2 separate regions of the Homo sapiens genome follow, and region 2 is linked to region 1. A link is a contact called in ENCODE Hi-C or POLR2A ChIA-PET data. All regions are on one chromosome and are shown on one strand. Each heading gives the region's core, a stretch centred on a gene start or an enhancer-like site at or near the end of the contact. The rest is flanking DNA. Distances are from core to core; before and after follow the strand shown. Region 1 overlaps SOX2-OT (SOX2 overlapping transcript). Region 2 overlaps SOX2-OT (SOX2 overlapping transcript).

Region 1 (5,166 bases), core at 1,645-4,144:
GTTTCAAGTTCTTTGAAAACAGCCTCATGTTTACCATGGAATGGGCATAATCATTTCATCACAAGGGGACAATAGTCGTATGGAGGTCTGCGACATGAGGAAGGCTAGGAATTGCCCAGGGTGTTGCCCTATTAGAGTCCCAGATGCTAATTAGCAGCAATGAATTGGTTAAGTAGGCATTGAAAGGCAGTTAGGGCATAATCTAATACTTTTTCTTTCATCCAAAAAAATACAATAGATGATATATAGTAAGTCTGCTGTGTATAGTAACAGCAATAAGGGCACTGAGCTTTTATTATAAACTGAATTACATCCCCTGTGTGGGGACACTAGACAGCCTATCGTGTATTAAGAATTCAGCTGAGATCACAAGCTTGCCTCACCTAAACCTTCTGTGATGTGATGAGAATGACTTTTGGTTACCGTACATCAAAGAGGGTCTAGCAGGCTAAACAGTGATTGATCCATTCTCCTCTTTCAAGTCCTCTCTTCAAAAATAGCTTTAAAGCAATCATCTAATAAGTGTCAGAATAGAAGATAGAAAATGTTAGTACAAGCACTAGGCATATGTCTACACTAGCTAAATTTTCTGCAAGATGTTCAATGACTGAACAAGGTTTTTAGAGTAAATGCTATCATCTCTTAAGAGATGAGAAATACCAAGTGGGCTGCCACTGACATGGAAACAATACAGAGATTTAAAGTGATTTGAGGCAAAAATACCATGATTTGCTCGACTAGTAGAGAATTCTGTTAGGACAATTTTGAAATAATTTTATTTATACACAAAATCTGGTATAGGAATTAGCTTCTTGCTTATGCACACAGAAGCAATAGTATTTTCACAATATTCATTCACAAAAATATGTTTATTAAGTGTGCTTATATAAGATGAAAGCTTAGTTAAAGGAATCAGCCATATGAGTGACCCAGTATGGTGATCATTAGAGCTGTTCACAAATATTCTGATGCTCTTTATCTTCCCTGCTCTCTTTGAAGTCAGGTCTAGTGATATGACTTGCTTTGGACAATGAGATGTGAGACAAAATGACCTGTGTCACTTTGGATGGAAACGTTAAGAGCTAGTGGAAGATTTGCCACGTCCCTGTTCCCCTGTATTGATGACTGTGGGAGCATGTGTCAAGGTGGCACTTCCTTTGGCATGGGTTTCTGAGTCATTAGTATGAGCAGACCTCCCTGCTGGCCTGTACTGATCCCGTAGCGTGAGCAAGAAATGAACCTGTAATGTGTTAAACCACTGAGGTTTTGGAGCTGCTTGTTACCACACCATAACCTTTATTCATCCAGGCAACAAATACTCATAATTACACACTATGTGCCAGGCAGAGTACACAGAGATAACAAATAATTGCTGATCGTGGTTTGATGTGCCACCCTTCGTTACCTGTTTGCTACATCCTTGAGGAGTAGATGAAAAATAAGCCTGCATTAATATAACTAATCAAGATAAATTGATCTAAGATTGTAAGAGGTGACAAATCCATACAGGTCTGCAGCAACCTCAATTCTTGCCTCTTCGAAAAAAAGAATTCAACTGAGGGGCAAAAAGCAGAAGGAGAGACTGAGGCAAGTTTCAGAGCAGGAGTGAAAGTTTATTAAACAACTTTAGAGCTGGAATGAAAGGAAGTAAAGTACACTTGGAAGAGGGCCAAGCAGGCAACTTGAGAAATCAAGTGCACAGTCTGACTTTTTGACCTGGGGTTTTATACGCTGGCATGCTTCTGGGGTCTTGTGTTACTTCTCCCCTGATTCTTCCCTTGGGGTGGACTGTTGACATGTGCAGTGGCCTGTCGGCACTTGGGAGGGCCCACATGCACAGCGTGTTACCTGAAATTGGGCACATGCTCACTTGAGGCATTCCCTTATCAGTTGAGTGTTTCTAGAGTAGGGTCATATACCAGTTAAACTCTGCCATTTTGCCTCTTAGTGAGCATGCTTGTGCCCACTCACCCAACTCTTGAGATCTTATCAGGAAGCTGCTGATCACCAGTTTCAGATTTTTTCTGTCTATTGGAAGACTGCCTTTCCCTGGTACTGGCTGTAATCAATTCTTATTTTAGAGAGACAATTAACAACCACCTGACCATGACCTGATGGTCACCTAATGATTCTGGTTGGGGGTCGGGAGTGGGCACTCCTGCCCTGCTCATGTCTGACTAGCTACGTACTGTAACAAGATTAGTGATGTTTCGACAGTTTTTGAATGAATGACATTGTTTCAGAGGACACTTTATTGGAGAAAAAGAAAGACTCATTTCAAAAGCCCTGAGATTTCTTATACTGGCCAAAAAAAAAAATTCTGTTATTTTTAACTTCTACAATCCAGCCATTCCCCAACCACACTGGGCACTTTCCAGGTATGTGCGCTTGGCTCGGACTGTGCCCTCCACCTCGTACACTCTTCTCAACCCCGTCTCATCCTTCAAAGACCCATTCAAATGCCTTCTCTTCCATGAAATTTTCCTTTCTCTCCCTCTTCACAGCATCAAGTTACATACCTCTACTGAGTGCTTATTTCAGTCTGCGTTGCATTATGATTATTGTTTACATGACATAACTTCCTGCACAAGATGGCCCCCTATCCTCCTAAAGCTTATACATTCATTGTGAGTACAGGCTTTGTTTTATTCTACGTTATGTATCTCCAATCTGACTCTCCTCTCCACAGCTTAATAAATGTTAATTGATGTTTGAATAGATTTGAGAGATTTGTTTGGGTGTAATCATGGATTTCTCAAAACATGTAACTGCCCTGGTTTGGAATATTGAAGAAACAAAGAAACCCTTTCAGCTCTAAGAAGGGGAGTTGTGAAGCTGATACTTTTGGCTACTCCTGGGGGAATTAGTTCTCTCTTGGCCAAGGACCAAAGCCTGCCTCCTGAACACCCATCACACTTAACTAATTTCCATTCTCCCCAGGGACCAAGACAGTAAGACAAAAGAGGAAGGAAGTAGGCATTTCAGAAGAGTAACTCACCCACAAAGAGCCATTTGAAAGGGAGAAATGAGGAGGGGAGTAAGAAGTCAGTGTTAAAAGAAAAAAAGTCACTAAATGAATGCAGATTTTAGATTACATTTCCTTATCCATCTTCTCTGCATCATACCAATAACTTTCTTGACTTGCTAACTTTCCCCAGGACAAGTCCTGTTGCTCAAAGCTTGCTGCCACTGGAGTAGGCATCAGAAACCCCCAGTGTTTGTGTCAAAGATGTTGAGCTATTATGTTCAGTCTCTCTCTTTTCCTTTCTGCTTTTTGCCCTTCCTTACTCCACCCCAGCATCCAGAAGCCAAGACATCAGCTCCTCTCTGAAAGTTTAACCCCATGAGTAATAAATAAGATAGAGAAGCATGTGCTTTTCTCCACCGGTTTATCAGCCATCCTGACCTATTACCTATTCAACACTGTCACTTTCCAGCCTTTCATTTTTCTGTGAGACAGTGAGAAAACCAATGACTTTGCATCAAATAGATGAAGGATTACATCCCAGCTCTTCCACAAACTTTCCTTAAGTACCTCAGAATTTACTTGACTATTTAGCCTCAGTTTCATAATCTTATAAAATAGAGTTGGTTACACCTGTGTAAAACAATTGTTATAAGGATGGGTGGGATAAAACGTAAAGTCTTCGGCACATAGTTGGTGCTTAATGAATCTTACTATTGTTACTAATAAATATTTCTCAAACATATTTCCTCCTCTTCATGATCTTCCTGCTACAATGATCTTATTTGTGTTCTAATTTTCTCATGTCTATATGCAAGACCGCTTAAGTGATCTTTCTAAAACTAGAAATCAGAGCAGGGCATCTTCACACAAAGCCCTGTCATACTTCCAAAACTACAGAAGCCCTTCCAGTTATTCTTAAGGATCTACAGCAACAACAAAAAAAATCTTAACTCAGTGTAGCACATGAGGGCTGCAGCTATCTGGCATCTGTGTCTAATCTCTTTGCCCATTATTCCCTTAATTGTAACTGTAAGAGATTGTTTTTCTAACAACTTCCAATGAATCACACCTTCCAGGCTCCCCATGCTGTTGCAGTTCCCTCCCACACTGAGGCTGAGCTTGGCCATGTGACTTGCTTGGCCACTAGGACATCAGCACATGTGACACAATCAGAGGCTTGAGAAATGCTTACACATTGGGGCTTGCCCTCTTGAAACTCTGTTGGCACCATGTGAAGAAGTGCAGCCTGGTCCAGCCTCCATGAATATGCTCTTAAAGAGAGATGCCCAGCCATCCCAGATGTCCCAGCTGAGCCTAGTCTCAGCCAATCTCCTAGCTGAATGCAGCTGCATGAGTGTACCCAGGCAAAGCTAGAATGAAAATTGTCCAGCCAACTCACCCAATAGTGAGAAATATTAAAAGCGTTGTTTTAAGCTGTTATGTAGTTTGTTACACCGAAATGGATAACTGATATAGTGCCTTTTATCTCCAAAATAATGAGCAACTATAGTTCTATGAAAACATCATTTTCTGTCACACCTCACATTCCTTTGCAAATACTGTTTCTTGTGCGTGTAATGTCTTTCCCCCTTGTCTATTACCCTTTGTATCCCAGCATATGCAGCAGGGGCTGGCATACAGTAAGTGTTCAATAAACGTTGAATGAATACATTTTAAAAGTCAAAACATGCCACAAAACCTCCAAGGATGCACACTAAATCCACCATTGTTCTGATTGAAATTTTAGATAGAAATGCATGCATGTTACTACTTTTATGATGGAAAATAATGATTTATACGCAACTACACACACGTAATAAAAGCTACAAAAGAAAATGCATTCACTTCAAAATAGATTTAGGTTTTAATAAAAATAAAATACGTCCATTCACATACTAAATTAGCAACTTAAAAATTATAATATCTAATGCTAGCAGAGGTGCTATAGAGTAGCTTTGTGATGTCACTAGAGAAAATCAGAATAAAATTTGGGAGATGAATTCTGGTATATGTATTAAGAGCCATAAAAAAACACAGCTTTCCTTTGATCTGGTAATTTCCTTTCTGGCAGCTTAATTCATTTTTTAAAATTCAAAATATAGAAAAATAGTCACAAGAACATTGAATAAGAGACTATTTGTTTTGAAAAAGTGGAAACAAGTTAAATTCCCATCACCAAGAACATGGTTCAATCAGTT
Region 2 (5,320 bases), core at 574-3,073, 310 kb after region 1:
GTGAAACCACAGATCTTTAACCTAGCTGGATCTTCCTTTATTCTGTAATGAGGGGACGTTGGGGTGAGGGGAAGTATAATAATTCCAATTTTATAGTATTATTATGAGAAGTAAATAAGAGAAAGTATCTGGTACATAATAGATACTCATTAAAGATTGGTTCCTTTCCTCTTTCACTCTCAAGCAAATAGACATGTTGCCCTTTCTTCAAAGGTGAAGGGAGAGTGTTAGGAGGAGGAGCTGGAGGGGGAGATATGAACAAAAATTCGTGGAATCAATTTCTTTGGATCATTAATTCCTTTCTACCTCCAAAACCCAAAATGGCATTCTCCTTTTCTCTCAAAATTCACCATAATACTTACTCTCTTTAAGACTGTATTGGTAAGCCACCCAAACCAGCTCCCTATTGTTGGGCATATGAATTAGAAAAATAAAATATAACCATTGCACTTTGAGATATCTTTTCCAACTTTTATGTACAGATTTTGCACTGAGTCTACAATTGTGTTCATGGGGTTGCCTCATGTGAATTTTGGTTCAGAGAATAGAAGTCTAGCAGATCCAACTACGTACTGGTAATTACAATATGCATAAGGTGTACACTTGGAAAATGGCCTTAGTTTCAATTGTTCTTGAAGTCCAACAGATGATATTAATATTTTACCCAAAAAACTAGTAAATTTATCTCAGATTGATGCAAGAAGCGATTTTCAAAGCATGGTCCTGGTAAGGATATGCCAGAGAAACACCAGACAAATATCCATGGTCCCTTCCCCTCTCTCCAGTAACCTGTTATTCAGAGGTTGAGAGATCAGAGATATTTCCATTTATTGAAACACTGGATATATAGTTAAATTAAGAAACTGAAAAAAAAAAAGGGTCACAAAATTTGTGGCATATTTTAAGTGTTTAGCATTTTAAAATTAATACTTTTAACACATGAAGACAAAACACGATTGTACGTATAACTTCATTTTGTATATAACAAAGGAATTTAAATGGATTTAAAGGCTCTCCACAGGCCTTGCTTCTACCTCTAAATTTCCACTTAGTTACATCCTTCTCTAGTCCCTGTTGTCAGGTCCCAGAGCATAAAACAGACTGAGGGAGCCTCAGAGCTCCAGAAGTGTGAGAAGGGTGAGAAGGCAGGCCATGCTGGCTAGGTACATGGCCACTTAGCAGACAGGCCGCCAGCGAGCCTGCACTGTCACCTTCCCCACCTCAGGTTTCCAGGTCCGTGGCTCCTGACCTGAGAGCCGCTCTCTTCTGAGAGGGTCTCCCAGTCCCTTGCTGGCCCAATCTCGGTTCCTGACTTTCCACCCCCGAACCCTCCCCGCTCTCCAGGGAACCACGATCCAGCCCTCCAGAGAGGTTCTCCTGGGCTCGCCGTTTCGCCCACGGGGTGCGGGGAACGAACCCAACTGGACACACTGTGCACCCGGAAAAACAGACGGTTCCAAATTCATTTCCGCATTTGAGTCTAGAGTCAGCAAGATCTTGGCCGCCCGCCTGCGCCTCGGAGCAGCCCACGAGCCCGTGAAGGCGCGTGGGGAAGGGGGGCCTGGAAAGCCCGGGCTTCGACTCACTCGGCCAGTACCGCTCCGAGGAGGGGCCTCAGCCTCCTTCGGAGCCAGGGCCGCGCCCGAGCCGCGCTAGGCCAGGGGGCCGGACGCGCACGGAAGGGGGCTGGCGGACACGGCCGGGTGGTGGCGCAGTTCCTGGGGGCACAGGGCAGCCCAGCCCGCCGGCCCGCGCCTCCGCTTCCCCACTCCAGCGAAACTGGACAAGGCCGACCCACCCAGCCGGGCCCGATCCCTCAAGACACTTTCAGCCTCAGCCCCCGTTTCTCCTCGGGTTTCCACAGACCCAGGAAAGGACAGAGGCGGCGAGCAGGCTGACAAGTTTATTCTAGAGGCTTTGAAAAATGAGGTTTCCAGGTCTCTTCGCACGCGCGCGCGCGCGTTCTCGGGCTAAAGGTTCGAAGCTAGAGTTTGAATTTAAGCCACGTCCTGGGACAGGTCGCGTTCAGCGTGGGCGTCGGCCCCGCCGCGGCCCCAGGCCTCTTCGAAGTGCGCGTCAAGTGGGGTGTCGGGTCGTTTTGTTTTTTCTCTAAGTGAATAATTCAATCGTGTTAGGCCAGATTACATGCTCATAATACCCAGGTGTATTTAAAAGCACCCGCGTTTCTAAACCTCCCGCAGAAAGTGGGAAGCAATCGCCCCCTCGGACCTGGCGCCGCTGCGCCTGCTGGAGCCTCGCTTCCCCACAGTCGGGCGGCCAGTGGAGGGCGAGGAGCGCGCGCGTCACGAGAGGCGGCCCCGGCCTCCCAGAGCCCGCACCGGGAGGCCGAGGGCTCGGGACTCGAGCCTTCTGAGTCCGATTTCTTTCCACGTGCAGAGGGTAGAAAGTGGCCAGTCAGGGCGTGATTGATTGCTTAAGGAAAGAGAAGCTACAGCTTTCACGGTAGTTGATAACTAAAGCATGACATGATGCCATCTGTGTGAAACTCGTGATGTGTGTGGTCATTGGCTCCCTGGAACATCCAGACCCTGATCGTGCGTATCGTGTTTCCTTATAAGCAGCACTCGCGATTTAAAAACAGGTCCCGGTGCCCCTCTTGCTGATCCTCTCTGCCATTAGCCCGCTTAATTCCCTTTTTGTAAATTCCCCTCTTTACCTTTCTTTCGTCCCTCCCTCCCTCTCTTTCTTCTTTCCTCCTCTCCTTTTCCCCTTTCTCTTTTTCTTCCTCAATCTAGGTCGTTTCTGCTGAATGATATTTATTCACCGAAGTCCCAATCTGAGGGTGAGGGGAAAACCCCACCCTCCACATCTCCCCAGCTAGGCTTGCGCTTGTAAAATATGGGGTTCAGCTTTGGCTCCAGAGCGCTTTTGAACAGTAAAGTTTCCAATTCAGAGCCACCTCTAAATAAATGCCCATAAATTTCCCAACCCCGTGAGAAAGCCATTTCTACAACCCAGCATCGTCTGGGTGATGTGTGTTTGTTCCAACTAGAGAGGCACTGGTCAGTCACCTCAGTTTCTGCCCTCCGGATACAGAAAGTGCTTTTGTTTGTGTTTTTTGGTTTGTTTATTGTTTGTTTTTTTAAAAGCAGCTTTCCAGTTGTAGACTACTGGTTCCTGATTCCCTCATCTATCAAGACAGTTTGTCAGTTTGGCCCTGCACCTTGCGTTTCACATTCTACATTTTTTAGTTAAACGTTGAAGCCTTTCCCTATGTCAGATGGGATGTCATTGCATTACAGTTTTTGAGACAACTTTTGCGGACTTGCCTAAAAAAATATGTCGTCCTGATCTGCCACAGGAGAGCGAGGTCAACTGAGGGATTTTTCAGCTTTCTTATGGCTGGGATTGAATAGATCCAAGTAATAAGATATCTCAGGTTTCCTCACCTTTAGTCACCTTGGGCTACTCATGGATGCACTCCTATCTTACAGTCTTAGATTCAGCCCAAAACCCCTCAGTGGAAAGAAGACAGCAGTTCAGATTCTTCTTTCAGGTTGTTGTAAAAAAAATGAAATGGCTTTTTTTCAGTTAGGAGCATCCTTTGTAAGTTTTGATATCCAAAAAATACATATGACACAAGAAGCAGGAAGAGATCTTCAGTTATTCCAGTGGATTACTTTTTTATGAAAACACTGGCTAAAACATTTTACATTCACCCTTCCTCATTCCACTTTTAGTTGGAAGAAGTTTCTAGTATTGATTTAATTTTGTATAAGGCCCCTACCCTCTCCTACAATACCATTAAGTAACAAATTCACCCACCTTAGCCTTTTCTGGTGAAAGTCACTCTTGATTTACTCTCTTCACTTCCCTTCTACCCCCAATGCACTCACACTTTTACAGACACATTTTTCTTGATCCAGAGAGTATTGGGAGGTACATAACTTTTTAGTATTGTCTTGACTTTCATTCTTTTCTAACTGAGATTGGACTCTTTATCCTGTGATACAAAATGAATTTTTGAGAAACAACCATGTGAAAAATTACTTAATTTTCTGTTTTGATGTATTTGTTTTTCAAGCTTCATAGGAAAGGCTTTAGTTGGTGTTTAAATGATAGTCCATAAAAATTCCTTATTAGATGACTCCAGACCAATTGTAAACCAATAACATAATTGTTTCCAAAAGGGAAAGTGGAAGTTGAGATCAGTTAGTCGAGGGATTCATTTGAGTGTGTTTATCTTTAAAATGGTTTATGAGAAGAAAGGGAGAAATGAACTGGGTGGAGGACAGAGGTAGAGAATCCAGTGAAAACATGTTTTTAAGATTAAAGCCATTTTTCCACATTATTTTCTTGCCACAAGTGACAACACAGAGCAGGAGTCATGAAAGTGGATTACTGTCACTCTGGGCTATTGGAGGCCCAGAGAGCCCTGGCATTAATTCCTATAGAAAGGTAGACAAACCTAGTCAGTAACTAACACTGTCCCCCACAGCGCCCTCACTGCCAAGTGTTCAGGCTCTCTCAGAGTTGATACAGACCTCAGGGGGGTCTAGGTGGCAGGGCTTCCCTTGTGAGAGGAAGCGGAGGCTCTCTGTGGAACTGAGAGGGAGGAAGCCAGGTGGCTGTAAGAGCAAGCCTGAGGGGATAGGGTGCTGTAATAGGAAGGCTGTGGCCACCAGTCCCTCACATGGCTGCAATTAGTGAGTCAAAGCTAGCTAATGATGAATCAAAAAGAGCCAAGAGTAGGACTTTCTGGGTGCTAAAGACTAACCTTTAGCTTGTTCCACTCCTCCCACTGGGCTCCCATCCTAGGTTTTCCAGGATTGGAGACCTTACTGGAGGAAAGGGCAAGTATGTTAAGAAAACATGCCTAGCCCCTGTCTAGCATGCGCATACTGGCGGGGTCTTGCAGAGATGGGGAGAAACACCTTGGGATGAAAGAAGCCCTCAGTGATCTGTGTGTCTGGCTCATACAGTTGTGCACGGCCAACCAGAGAGTGGGGGAGAGTAAAGCCTCATTTTTTTTTCAGTCACTCTATCTGGGGTTGCTTATCTCCTCTCCCCCAACCCTCTGCCTCACCCCACCAGGACCAAATAGAATTGAAACTTCATTGCCTTTGCCTGTACTGAGCCTAAAAACTCAGGGTTTGATAAGGTTACTGCACCAATGATACAATTGTAGATTTTTAAAAGCCTCCTCAAAGAGACAGATGTTTGGGCTGATTAAGAATTGAGGAGGAAACCTGCAGCTGCACCAAGGAATAATCTATTGGACAAATATTGTAATAAAAAAATATGAAGAGATCAGCCCGACCTTGCAAGGTCTTCTGCTTTAAAAAAATCTTTATCAAAC

The links. A loop is a pair of places that touch in the nucleus more often than their neighbours do. ChIA-PET counts read pairs that join two places held with the same protein, here RNA polymerase II (POLR2A).
Region 2: a map of thyroid gland shows a loop between it and region 1 (3-fold over the local background). The contact joins two enhancer-like sites. A Hi-C loop is called at or near these places in 1 of 168 maps with a recorded cell type or tissue (thyroid gland). POLR2A ChIA-PET finds 5 or more read pairs at or near these places in 1 of 52 experiments (activated CD4-positive, alpha-beta T cell).

Annotation. Positions count from the first base shown.
Region 1 is chr3:181,381,022-181,386,187 of GRCh38, forward strand. All of the region lies in intron 3 of SOX2-OT (SOX2 overlapping transcript), which reads left to right. Among named protein-coding and RNA genes, the nearest start is that of SOX2-OT, 330 kb to the left of the region's middle. RefSeq lists enhancers at 3,659-4,159, 4,160-4,660. Within about 2 kb of position 2,895, at least 2 of the 41 ENCODE cell types and tissues checked have a DNase peak (open chromatin) inside an H3K27ac peak, as active enhancers do.
Region 2 is chr3:181,693,843-181,699,162 of GRCh38, forward strand. The region is part of intron 5 of SOX2-OT (SOX2 overlapping transcript); the gene reads left to right. Among named protein-coding and RNA genes, the nearest start is that of SOX2, 15 kb to the right of the region's middle. Within about 2 kb of position 1,824, at least 9 of the 41 ENCODE cell types and tissues checked have a DNase peak (open chromatin) inside an H3K27ac peak, as active enhancers do.